2 separate regions of the Homo sapiens genome follow, and region 1 is linked to region 2. Evidence: chromatin loops called from intact Hi-C (ENCODE). Cell type or tissue: heart left ventricle. All regions are shown on one strand. Links, peaks and the distances in the headings refer to the core of each region. The heading gives the core; the rest is flanking DNA. Region 1 has its middle 8.6 kb from the start of SEC11A. Region 2 overlaps ZNF592 (zinc finger protein 592).

Region 1 (5,369 bases), core at 218-5,217, 60 kb after region 2:
ATTTATCAATTGCAGTACATCTCAATTTGGACTAAGCCTCATTTCAAGTACTCACGAGCCCCATGTGGTGAGTGGCTATTGTGTTGGACAGTTCAGACATAGAAACCACTCTTAGCATTTCAGCATTAGAGTATTTTCTTTGTACTTTTTTTCTCTTTTCTTCCTTCCTTCTTTTTTTCTTTGAAAACATGTTTAATTGGGTAAGCTGGATTTTGAAGGAAGTGAGGAAAATTCATATTCTGAGAGTCTCTAGTTTTAAATTTTAAGTGTTTCCAGTACAGCTCTCCATTGTTTGTTTTTAAGTGTTTTTGTTTGTTTGTTTGTTTTTTGTGACAGAGTTCTGCTCTGTCACCCAGGCTGGAGTGCAGTGGCACAGTCTCATCTCACTGCAACCTCTGCCTCCCAGGTTCAGGCAATTCTCCTGCCTCCGCCTCCTGAGTAGCTGGGATTACAGGTGCACGCCACCATGTCCGGCTAATTTTTGTATTTTGTAGAGACGGGGTTTCACCATGTTGGCCAGGCTGGTCTTGAGCTCCTGACCTCAGGTGATCCGCCTGCCTCAGCCTCCCAAAGTGCTGGGATTACAGGCATGAGCCACCATGCCTGGCCCTATTTTTACTTTTTTAAGATGGGGTCGGGCTCTGTCACCCAGGCCGGAGTGCAGTGGTGCAATCTTGGCTCACTGCAGCCTTGACCTCCTGGCTCAAGCGATCCTCCCACCTCAGCCTCCCAAATATCTGGGACTACATATGTGTGCCACCACACCCGGCTAATTTTTGTATTTTTTGTAGATACGGCATTTCACTATGTTGCCCAGGCTGGTTTCAAACTCTTGAGCTCAAGTGATCTGCCCATGTTGGCCTACCAAAGTGCTGGGATTCCAGGCGTGAGCCACCGTGCCCTGCTGTTTGTTTGTTTTTAAAAACTCAGGTGTGGCCGGGTGCTGGTGGCTCACGCCTGGAATCCCAGCACTTTGGGAGGCCGAGGTGGGCGGATCATGAGGTCAAGAGATGGAGACCATCCTGGCCAACACTGTGAAACCCCTTCTCTACTAAAGATACAAAAATTAGCTGGCCGTAGTGGCACACGCCTGTACTCCCAGCTACTTGGGAGGCTGAGGCAGGAGAATCGCTTGAACTCGGGAGGCAGAAGTTGCAGTGAGCTGAGATCGCACTACTGCACTCCAGCCTGGGCAATAGTGAGAGACTCCATCTCGATAAAACAAAACAAAACAAAACTAGGTGCACAGATTCTTTTGGGAAGATAAAAAGGCAGGAGAAGCCAGACGTGGTGGCTCATGCCTGTAATCCCAGCACTTTGGGATCACAAGTTCAAGAGATCGAGACCATCCTGGCCAACATGGTAAAACCTTGCCTCTACTAAAAATACAAAACTTAACTTGGTGTGCTGGCGCGCGCCTGTAGTCCCAGCTACTCGGGAGGCTGGGGCAGGAGAATTGCTTGAACTTGGGAGGCGGATGTTGCAGTGAGCCGAGATTACACCACAGCACTCCAGCCTGGGCCGCAGAGCGAGACTCCATCTCAAAAAAAAAGAAAAAACGCAGGAGAATGTGTTGCAGGTGCTGCTGATGAACACTCATTTCCTTTTATTCATTTGTTCATTTCTTTTCTCTCTCTTTTTATTTTTTATTTTTTGAGACAGGGTCTCACTCTGTTGCCCAGGCTTTAGTACACGTAGCTATTTTTTTTCTCATTTTTTGTAGAGATGGGCCTCCCTATGTTGTCCAGGCTGGTCTTGAACTCCTGGGCTCCAGCAATCCTCCTGCCTCAGCCTCCCAAAGTGCTGGGATTACAGGCATGAGCCATTACACCTGACCCATTTTTTCTCCTAGCAGCAGTTACTGGACATCAACTATGGGCCAGGGACTGCAACTTGGGATAGCTTTACAGACATGTTGCCTGGCTTGTGAAGCCTACAATTTACCAGAAGAGCCAGACAAGTAATGACAATAAAATGTGATAAGTGTTGTGATAGGGGAAGAATGAAGGGCTCAGTGGCTGCCTGGGAGAATAATTTAAGCCATTTTGGGAGATAAGAGAAGGCTTTGGTTGTTGGGGGTGGAGGGAATGATGTCTAAGATGGAACCTAAAGATTAAGTAAAGAATGGCTAAGCAAAGGGGAGAAATAAGGGCTAGAGAATGCCAGAAAGAGTGGCTTTAAGGAATGCCCAGAGCCTTTTGGGGAACTGAAAGAAGTTATGTGTGGTTAGGGCCTCCAGGGTGAGGGGTGAGGCTGGTATTGTGCATTATTCTCTGGGCAGCCTAGTTAACAGTGGGAGTTGGGAGGCAGGATGTTGACAAATCTGGACTAGGCAGGCCCAACACAGGAAGTACTCCACCCCAAAAATATTCGTTCACCAGTTCAGTTTGAGTTCACCAGTTATAGACCCAAATGTGTTAATGAGCTTTTCTTTAGGACAGCAAGAATCTCTGGTGAGGCACTGACACCTTATTTTAGATTCAGAAGATTGAACATGATAGAAGTTCCATGTAATAAGGGACATATAAAAATACTGGCCGGGCGCGGTGGCTTATACCTGTAATCCTAGCACTTTGGGAGGCCAAGACGGGTGGATCACGAGGTCAGGAGATCGAGACCATCCTGGCTAACACGGTGAAATCCTGTCTTTACTAAAAATACAAAAAATTAGCTGGCCTGGTGGCGGGTGCCTGTAGTCCCAGCTACTGGGAAGGCTGAGGCAGGAGAATGGCGTGAACCCGGGAGGTGGAGCTTGCAGTGAGCCGAGATGGCGCCACTGCACTCCAGCCTGGGCGACAGAGCGAGACTCCGTCTAAAAAAAAAATACGTATAGGCCGGGTGCGGTGGCTCATGCCTGTAATCCCAGCACTTTGGGAGGCCGAGGCAGGCAGATCACCTGAGGTCAGGAGTTCAAGACCAGCCTGGCCAACATGGTGAAACCCCGTCTTTACTAAAAATACAAAAATTAGCCAGGCATGGTGGCAGGTGCCTGTAATCCCAGCTACTCGGGAGGCTGAGGCAGGAGAATTGCTTAGAATCCAGGGGGAGGAGGTTGCAGTGAGCCGGGATCGAGCCACTGCACCCCAGCCTAAGTGACAGAGTGAGACTCTGTCTCAAAAAAAAAAAAAAAAAAAAGTACATATAAAATATAGGTATGGGGGCCAGGCGCGGTGCCTCACGCCTGTAATCCCAGCACCTTGGGAGGTCGAAGCGGGTGGATCACCTGAGGTCAGGAGTTTGAGACCAGCCTGGCCAACATGATGAAACCCCATCTCTACTAAAAATATAAAAAATTAGCCGGATGTGGTGGCTGGCGCCTGTAATCCCAGCTCAGGAGGCTGAGGCAGGAAAATCGCTTGAACCCGGGAGGCAGAGGTTGCAGCGAGCCAAGATCAAGTCACTGCACTCTAGCCTGGGCAACAAGAGTGAAAACTCCATCTCAAAAAAAAAAAAAAATAGATAGATAGAAAGATATGGCCGGGCACAATGGCTCACACTTATAATCCCAACACCTTGGGATGCTGAGGTGGGAGGATTGCTTGAACCCAGGAGCTCAAGATCAGTCTGGGCAACATAGCAAGAACCCATCTCTACAAAAAATAAAAACATTAACCAGGTGCCGTGGCACCTGCCTCTAGTGTCAGCTATTCAGGAGGCTGAGGTGAGAGGATTGCTTGAACCCAGGAGGTAGAGGCTGCAATGAGCTGTAATCACACCACTGCACTCCAGCCTGGGTGACAGAGGGAGACCCTGTCTCAAAAAAAAAAAGAAAAAAGAAAAAAAAGAAACAGGTGAGGAACTAATGAAAAGGCAATTAACTCTGACTTGGGGCGGTCTGGACAGGCTTCACGTAGGATATGACACCTAGACAGGGTCTGGAAGAGAAGCAGGAGTTTGTCAGCCCTCTAAGTGGGAGGACATTCTGATAATAACCATGATTTACTGATTTACTAAGTGTCAGGCACTGTTCTGGTGGTATATTGTTTTGTTTTGTTTCGTTTTTTTGAGATGGAGTCTCGCTCTGTTGCCCAGGCTGGAGTGCAATGGCACGATCTCGGCTTACTTCAACCTCTGCCTCCCAAGTTCAAATGACTTTCCTGCCTCAGCCTCCCAAGTAGCTGGGATTACAGGTGCATACCACCATGCCCGACTAATTTTTTTTTTTTTTGTATTTTTAGTAGAGACGAGGTTTCACCATATTGGCCAGGCTGGTCTTGAACTCCTGACCTTGTGATCTGCTCACCTCAGCCTCCCAAAGTGCTGGGATTACAGGTGTGAGCCACCACACCCGCTGTTTGGTTTGTTTTTAGAGAGACAGGGGTCTTGTTCTGTCACCCAGGCTGGAATGCAGTGGTTGGATCATAGCTCACTGTGGCTTTGCACTCCTGGGCTTAACTGATCCTCCTGCCAGGGCCTCTCAAAGTGCTGGGATTACAGGTGTAAGACACTGCACCTGGCTCTAGTGGGTTTTATTCATTAGCTCACTTAATCCTTTTTTTTTTTTTTTTTTTTGAGACAGGGTCTTGCTCTGTCTCCCAGGCTGGAGTGCAGTAGTGCAACCATGGCTCACTGTAGCCTCAACCTCCCGGGCTCAATGGATCTTCCCACCTCAGCTTCCTGAGTAGTTGGGACTTCAGGCATGTGCCAACATGCCTAACTAATTTTTGCGTTTTTTGTAGAGACAGGGTTTCACCATGTTGCCCAGGCTGGTCTCAAACTCCTGGCCTCAGCAATCCACCTACCTTGACCTCCCAAAGTGCTAGGATTGTAGGCATCAGCCACTGCACCCAGACTAGCTCACTTAATTCTAATAATAATAATTTAAAAAACCCTGGGTGCTAAAATATCTGTTTACAGATGAAGAAATGGAGGCATATAGAGGTAAAGTAACTCATCTAGAGTCACACAGTAAGGGTTAGAGCAGTTTGGCTCCAGAGATCACTTCTTTAATTCCTATGACATATGCTGGAGTATAGATGGTTGAGTATGTCTGGACTATAGGGTAACAAGTTGGCAAGGAACGTCAGATATCAAGTTGATGAAAGAGGCAGTAGCCTGCTGGGAGCAGTGGCTCACGCCTGTAATCCCCAGCACTCTGAGAGGCCAAGACAGGTGGATCACCTGAGGTCAGGGGTTTGAGACCAGCCTTACCAACATGGTGAAACCCTATCTCTACTAAAAATACAAAAATTAGCTAGGTATGGTGGTGCACATCTGTAATCCCAGCCACTCGGGAGGCTGAGGCACAAGAATCGCTTGAACCTGGGAGGGGGAGGTTGCAGTGAGCTGAGATCATGCCACTGCCCTCCAGCCTGGGTGACTAAAAGAAAAGGAGAGGAGGCAGTAGCCAAATCACACAGATTCAGCGT
Region 2 (5,369 bases), core at 133-5,132:
GATAGCCTTCTGTGCACTCCTTCCCTTCCTGTCGGCGGGTGCTCTTCTCCAGCTCCCACTAGGGCAGAATGACACAGAGAGGATGTAAGATGAGAAAGGTGCCATGCCAGCCTGGGATCCTACACCCAGACCTCTGCCTACTCAAATTTTAGAAGATGCACAAGGAGGCGGGTGTGATGGCTCATGCCTGTAATCCCAGCACTTTGGGAGGCCGAGGCAGGTGGATCACTTGAGGTCCGAAGTTCAAGACCGGCCTGGGCAAACATGGCAAAACTCCATCTCTACTAAAAATACAAAAATTAGCCAGGCATGGTGGCGCACACCTGTAGTCGCAGCTACTCAGGAAGCTGAGGCAGGAGAATCACTTGAACCCAGGAGGCAGAGGCTGCAGTGGGCCGAGATCGCACCACTGCACTCCATCCTGGGCAACAAAGCAAGACTCCGTCTCACAAAAAAAAAAAAAAAAAAAAAAAAAGATACGTAAGGACCAGTGTGAAAAAATCCCAGGCCCAGGCATCAGACCTCCACTGCCATGGGGCCTCCTCATGGCCCCTTGACTCAGATAAAGTAAACCTGGCCCAACTCAACCATGCTGGGGCAGCAAGAACACTGAAGCCCCAGGGGAAGAGACCCAGAGTGCCCACACCCCATCTGACGCATCAGAAGAAAAATGCAAACTGAAACAGAGCAGGAGGAGATGAGAGGCCACAGTGGGATCCTATAGCACCTTCTGGCCCCTTTGGGGGGCTGAGTCCTCTGCAGAAGCCCTACAGGCCCGCCAAACTCAACCTCTGACCTCTACCCTAATATTTCCAAGACCAGCCTCATGCATAACAATGTCCTCTTCTTCAAACCCACTCTGCACTCTCATATTCCTTTGCTCCCTATACTCAAAACACCCTTGCCCCTCCTACTCCTCCAAACTCATCCTTGCAAGCCCAACTTAAATTTCACCTCCACACAGCATCTTCCTTACGCATGGAGTCATCGTGAATTAGTCCCTCTGGGGCACTCTGCGCAACTAAGTTTATAACCTTGGTTTAGCCCCACTCTCAGTTGGCCATATACTGTAGCTGTTTGGGTGGTGACCACTGCCCTTGCTAGGCCACTGTAAGCTCCTGAAGGTTAGACTCCCTTCTGCCGGCATCCCCTGGTTGGCATAGACCCCCAGCCCATGCACAGTGGGCACTCAGGGAACACATGCAAAGCTCAACAGCTACCAACACATGCACAGAACCCTGGCTGAACTGAAGCAAAAAGAGCTGTTTTACTTTCCTCCCAGGCCTCTGTAGCACCAGCTTAGGGAAGCACCATGAGGGGTGGGTCTGGCTATGTCATGAAGAGAACCACCTTCTGGAGGCCTCTTTCTTCAGAGAAACCACTAACACATAACATAGACACAGAAGGTGCCAAAGGGTATTCTCAGCGCAGAAGGCTTTTTTTTTTTTTTTAAATGAATCTCATCAAGCATAACCAAGAATCAAAACAAGCAGACAAGCACAGTTGCTTTCCTGGAGTGGTGAGAACGCAGTTGAAAGAAGGAGGCTCCATAAACCTCTGCCACAGGCCCCACATGTCTGTCCACTCTCCTTCCTCCTATCCCAGCCCTGCCATTGGCCCTACTGCAGTTTCCACAAAAGGACTCTGCAAGAACAGCTGTGTCACTGCAGGGCAGAACAACAACTTATTAAAGACACAGTTCTTTGGCTGGGGACAGTGGCTCACGCCTGTAATCCCAGCACTCTGGGAGGCTGAGGTGGGCAGATCACTTGAAGCCAGGAGTTCAAGAACAGCCTGGGCAACATGGTGAAACCCTGTCTCTACTAAAAATACAAAAATTAGCTAGGCGTGGTGGCACATGCCTGGAGTCCTAGCTACTTGGGAGGCTGAGGCATAAGAATCACTTGAACCCCAGAGGCAGAGGTTGTAGTGAACTGAGATCCCACCAGTGCACTCCAGCCTGGGTGACAGAGTGAGACTCCGTCTCAAGAAAAAAAAAAAAAAGACAAAGTTCTTAGAACAGACTGAGGTGCAGGGGCAGTGACTCAGCTATCTCTGTCCCCAAGTTCCTTGGTCACATGCTAAGACTGTGCTGACACCTGCCAGAGACCAGAGGGAGATCATCCAGTAAAGACCTATCTCGGGCCTGACACTGGGCCTTGACAGACCCTTTGAGGGGAAGTTGAGTGGAACACGGGACACGTCCGTAAATACACTTGCTAAATTAGGGTCTCACCTCAGTATGGGCAGGACACCTTTTCCAACAAACACCAAACACTAAATATTCAGGCAGACATCCTCTTCTAAGACTCATAAGATTCCACCACTGCCCCCATATCAATGAGCTTTCCTCTCCATGCCCAGTCATGGAACCTGTGTGAGCCAGGGGCCCGATACCCGTAACAGTGAGGGTCTGCTTACCAGCCCCTCTGTCTCCTCTGTTGTCCTCTGGAAATGTGCAGCCAGGACCATGTAGTCCCGCATCTGCTTGTGACATTCAAGACACTTGATTGAGTACCGGATGAGCCTCACAGGGTCTGGGTAGAGTGGCAAGGCTGGAGGAGGGGGACTGGCACTGCCCGAAGTGAGGCCATGTTTGGGAGAGGATGAAGGGGCTGGGGCTGCTGGTGCCGTGGAGTTCACAGGGGCCGACACGAACATTTGGTCCGCAGAGATAGGCTTCACCAGCAGCTGGGAACACTGCATGACGAGCCCCTTGCTCTTGTGGTCACGGGCGTGCCGGAGCAGGCTGCACTTGTTGAAGAAGAGCAGCGTCTTGGAGCACAGTGTGCACAGTACCTCAATGTGGACGCTCCGCCGGCCATAGTGCTGGCTCAGGCTCTTCTCTAAGGCAAATGCGTCTCCACACTCCAGGCAGCAGTACCCACTGGCCGGCACGTGGATCCTGCTGTCCGCAGGCGGGCTGAGATTTGGCGCATAGAGGGGCACGGGGTTGGAGCTGTGAAGGACCTTGTTGAAGACCTCTACAATCAGTGGGGCAGCCTTTTTCACCTGGTGGACCAGGGGCACCGACATTTGTGTAAGCTGTGGCTGGCTCCGTCTTTGCACTGAAGACTTGGCTGTCACTGATGCAGCAACACTGTGGGGGACGAGGTTCAGGTTGGCCAAGTGCACGGCTTTGGGCAGGAGGTTGGCAGGGGCCAGGGTGGATGCCTGCAGTGCTGTGCTCTGTTGCTTCTTGCCTGTCTGTGAGCCTGGGGCAGCCCCCTTTGGGACCCGGGGCCCAGAACTGCAGCTGGGAGATGACGAGTCACTGGCCTTTGTCATGCTCTCGTCCCCTTTCCTGGCCCCCTGGGGGCTCCCTGAATTTGTGCCTGCCTCAGGAAAGTGCTCTTCCACAGGCACCTCATCCCCTGGCATCTCGCTGGGGGCCTCTGCAATGGCGCTCCCTAGAGGTGACCCAACAGGGGACTTACTTGGATCATCAGGATCTGGCAGGATCCTTGTGACAGTCCGTTTGATTTCCCCTGATGATGTCTTAATGGTTTTGATTCTCACTTTGGGAATTGCTGGTGGGGAGCTGGCAGCCACAGACGGTGAGCCTTTGCTGCTGCTGTCACTGCAGATGCTACGAGGGCTGTCCGATGGCTTGATACTTTTTCTAGTGGCCTCCAGAGGGCTCCGGGGACTCTTTGGTGACTTGGGCATTTTGGGGCTACCTTTAGAACTCTCTTTAGTGGGCCCTGAGAGATCCTTTGTGTGGCCAGGCTGATCCTCCTTAGTGACACTAGCCACTCTTTTGGCCTGCAAGGCCACCAAGGCTGCCACACAAGAGGACAGCTTGGAATGAGCTGGCTTTAGACGCTGCCTAGGGGGGACTGATGAGCAGGTACCAAGCTCCCGGGCAAGCCCCTTGGACTCTCCAATACTGTTGCTAGGATGGCTGTTGAACTCCAAAGCTTCCCCGAAGAATCGAGTGGCATCCGGATCCTTGTGAGGTTCCACTGTGTTCTGCCCACTTTGCTCGTGTTCCTGCTGGCTCCCCAAGGGCAGGGGTTCTGGCTTGGGTTCTTTCTTACAAAAATGATCAAACATATGCAGCTCTGGAACCGGAAACTTAGCCAGAGCCTCCAGGACTGGGCCTCCCACAGCCCCGCACCCAAGAGGGGGTGGGAAATAACTGTCAGAGTGTTTGGGCTTTATCCCAAATCCGTTATCTTTGATGGGATCCTCAGGTTCTGGGCTGGAGATTGGACTGAACTGGTTGAAGGTGGGTAATGGCTCTGACTTGGGAGGCTCCAGTTTGCCAGGGAAACTCCTGGCACTGTCTCCATTCATAAAAGTAGAATCAAATTTCCCACAGTTGTGGGGATCTGGAGGCAGATCTGAGCCCCGGAATCCATTGTGTAGGAGACTGGGAGTAATGTGGTCTTTCTCCGCTTCAAATGACTCCTGGCGGCTGGTGTTCTTGACAATGACACTCACGGCCGGCACATCGGGGGCTGATCCTGAGTGAGACAAGGACACACTTTCATCCATACATATGCCTGGAGGTTTGAGGGGACTCTCATTCTCCTCACTGGGTGTCTGGATGGCCTCCTTGGCATCAAGGCTGGTGGGGTCTGGGATGTCAAAGGCAGCCAGAAGGTCATCAAAATCTGGGGTTTTCATATCCCCCATGGCTGGATGCTGGCAAGGGCTGTAACAGAAACAGAAAACAGAATCAGTGACCACCAGGGTCCCACTGGACCATCTTCACTACACACCCATCAAACTAATGCACACACAGCCAGCACACCCATGCAGAACCCCACATACTATGACAGGAAGCCACACACCTCAGTTTTACCCCAACAGGTTTCTAAAATGCTGGAGAGGTGGGGGCAGAGATGGAAAGAGTAGTGAAATGTAGCAACAAGCCTGCCTGGATGATCTTAAACCTCAGTACCTGGAAATTGGTGGCTGGTTATTACAAAGCCACAGAGAGTATACTCCTACCATACTCCCTCAGCTTCTCAGGGAATATCATCCCTCCACGATCATGTGCACTAGCAAAAAGCCACTTAGCACTTCCAGCCTTTAGAAAACTACTGATTAATACATGAAACCTGGCTATAACTTCTGCTAATTTACTCTTAGTAATTACTCACTAACTTTATATAACTTTGGGGTTTCTTTCTGCATAAATTCAATCAAATCCAAAATGATTTGCTATTTGTGTTGTCTCATGAATAAACTCTAGAAAATTATATCATCCCTAGGTATTTTTTCTCTGTTCAGCAGACACACTTGATTCCTTTTCACCCTAAAACTGTTATCAGTTGGTGAATGCTCCTCCATTAAACCTGAGGAACAGGGTGACTTGCAAAGTACCAACAGTTATCAAATTGGCCAAGTGACAGTTTGGG

Evidence for each region. Peaks named below come from ENCODE experiments on the same cell type or tissue, not always from the same donor. Only the 100,000 strongest peaks of a DNase experiment are listed, where the experiment ranks them.
Region 1: a loop joins it to region 2, with 2.5 times the contacts of the local background. A loop is called at or near these places in 5 of 110 quality-filtered maps.

What each region holds. Positions count from the first base shown.
Region 1 is chr15:84,722,042-84,727,410 of GRCh38, reverse strand. No RefSeq gene overlaps it. Among named protein-coding and RNA genes, the nearest start is that of SEC11A, 8.6 kb to the right of the region's middle. In heart left ventricle, for the core only: no CTCF peak of the experiment used is centred there; no DNase peak of the experiment used is centred there; H3K27ac peaks cover 1,176 bases.
Region 2 is chr15:84,781,948-84,787,316 of GRCh38, reverse strand. ZNF592 (zinc finger protein 592) reads right to left here. Exons shown (of 11, transcript NM_014630.3): 4 at 2,422-4,660. The coding sequence starts at 4,641. Among named protein-coding and RNA genes, the nearest start is that of ALPK3, 33 kb to the left of the region's middle. RefSeq lists enhancers at 3,642-4,229, 4,230-4,817. In heart left ventricle, for the core only: no CTCF peak of the experiment used is centred there; no DNase peak of the experiment used is centred there; H3K27ac peaks cover 1,538 bases.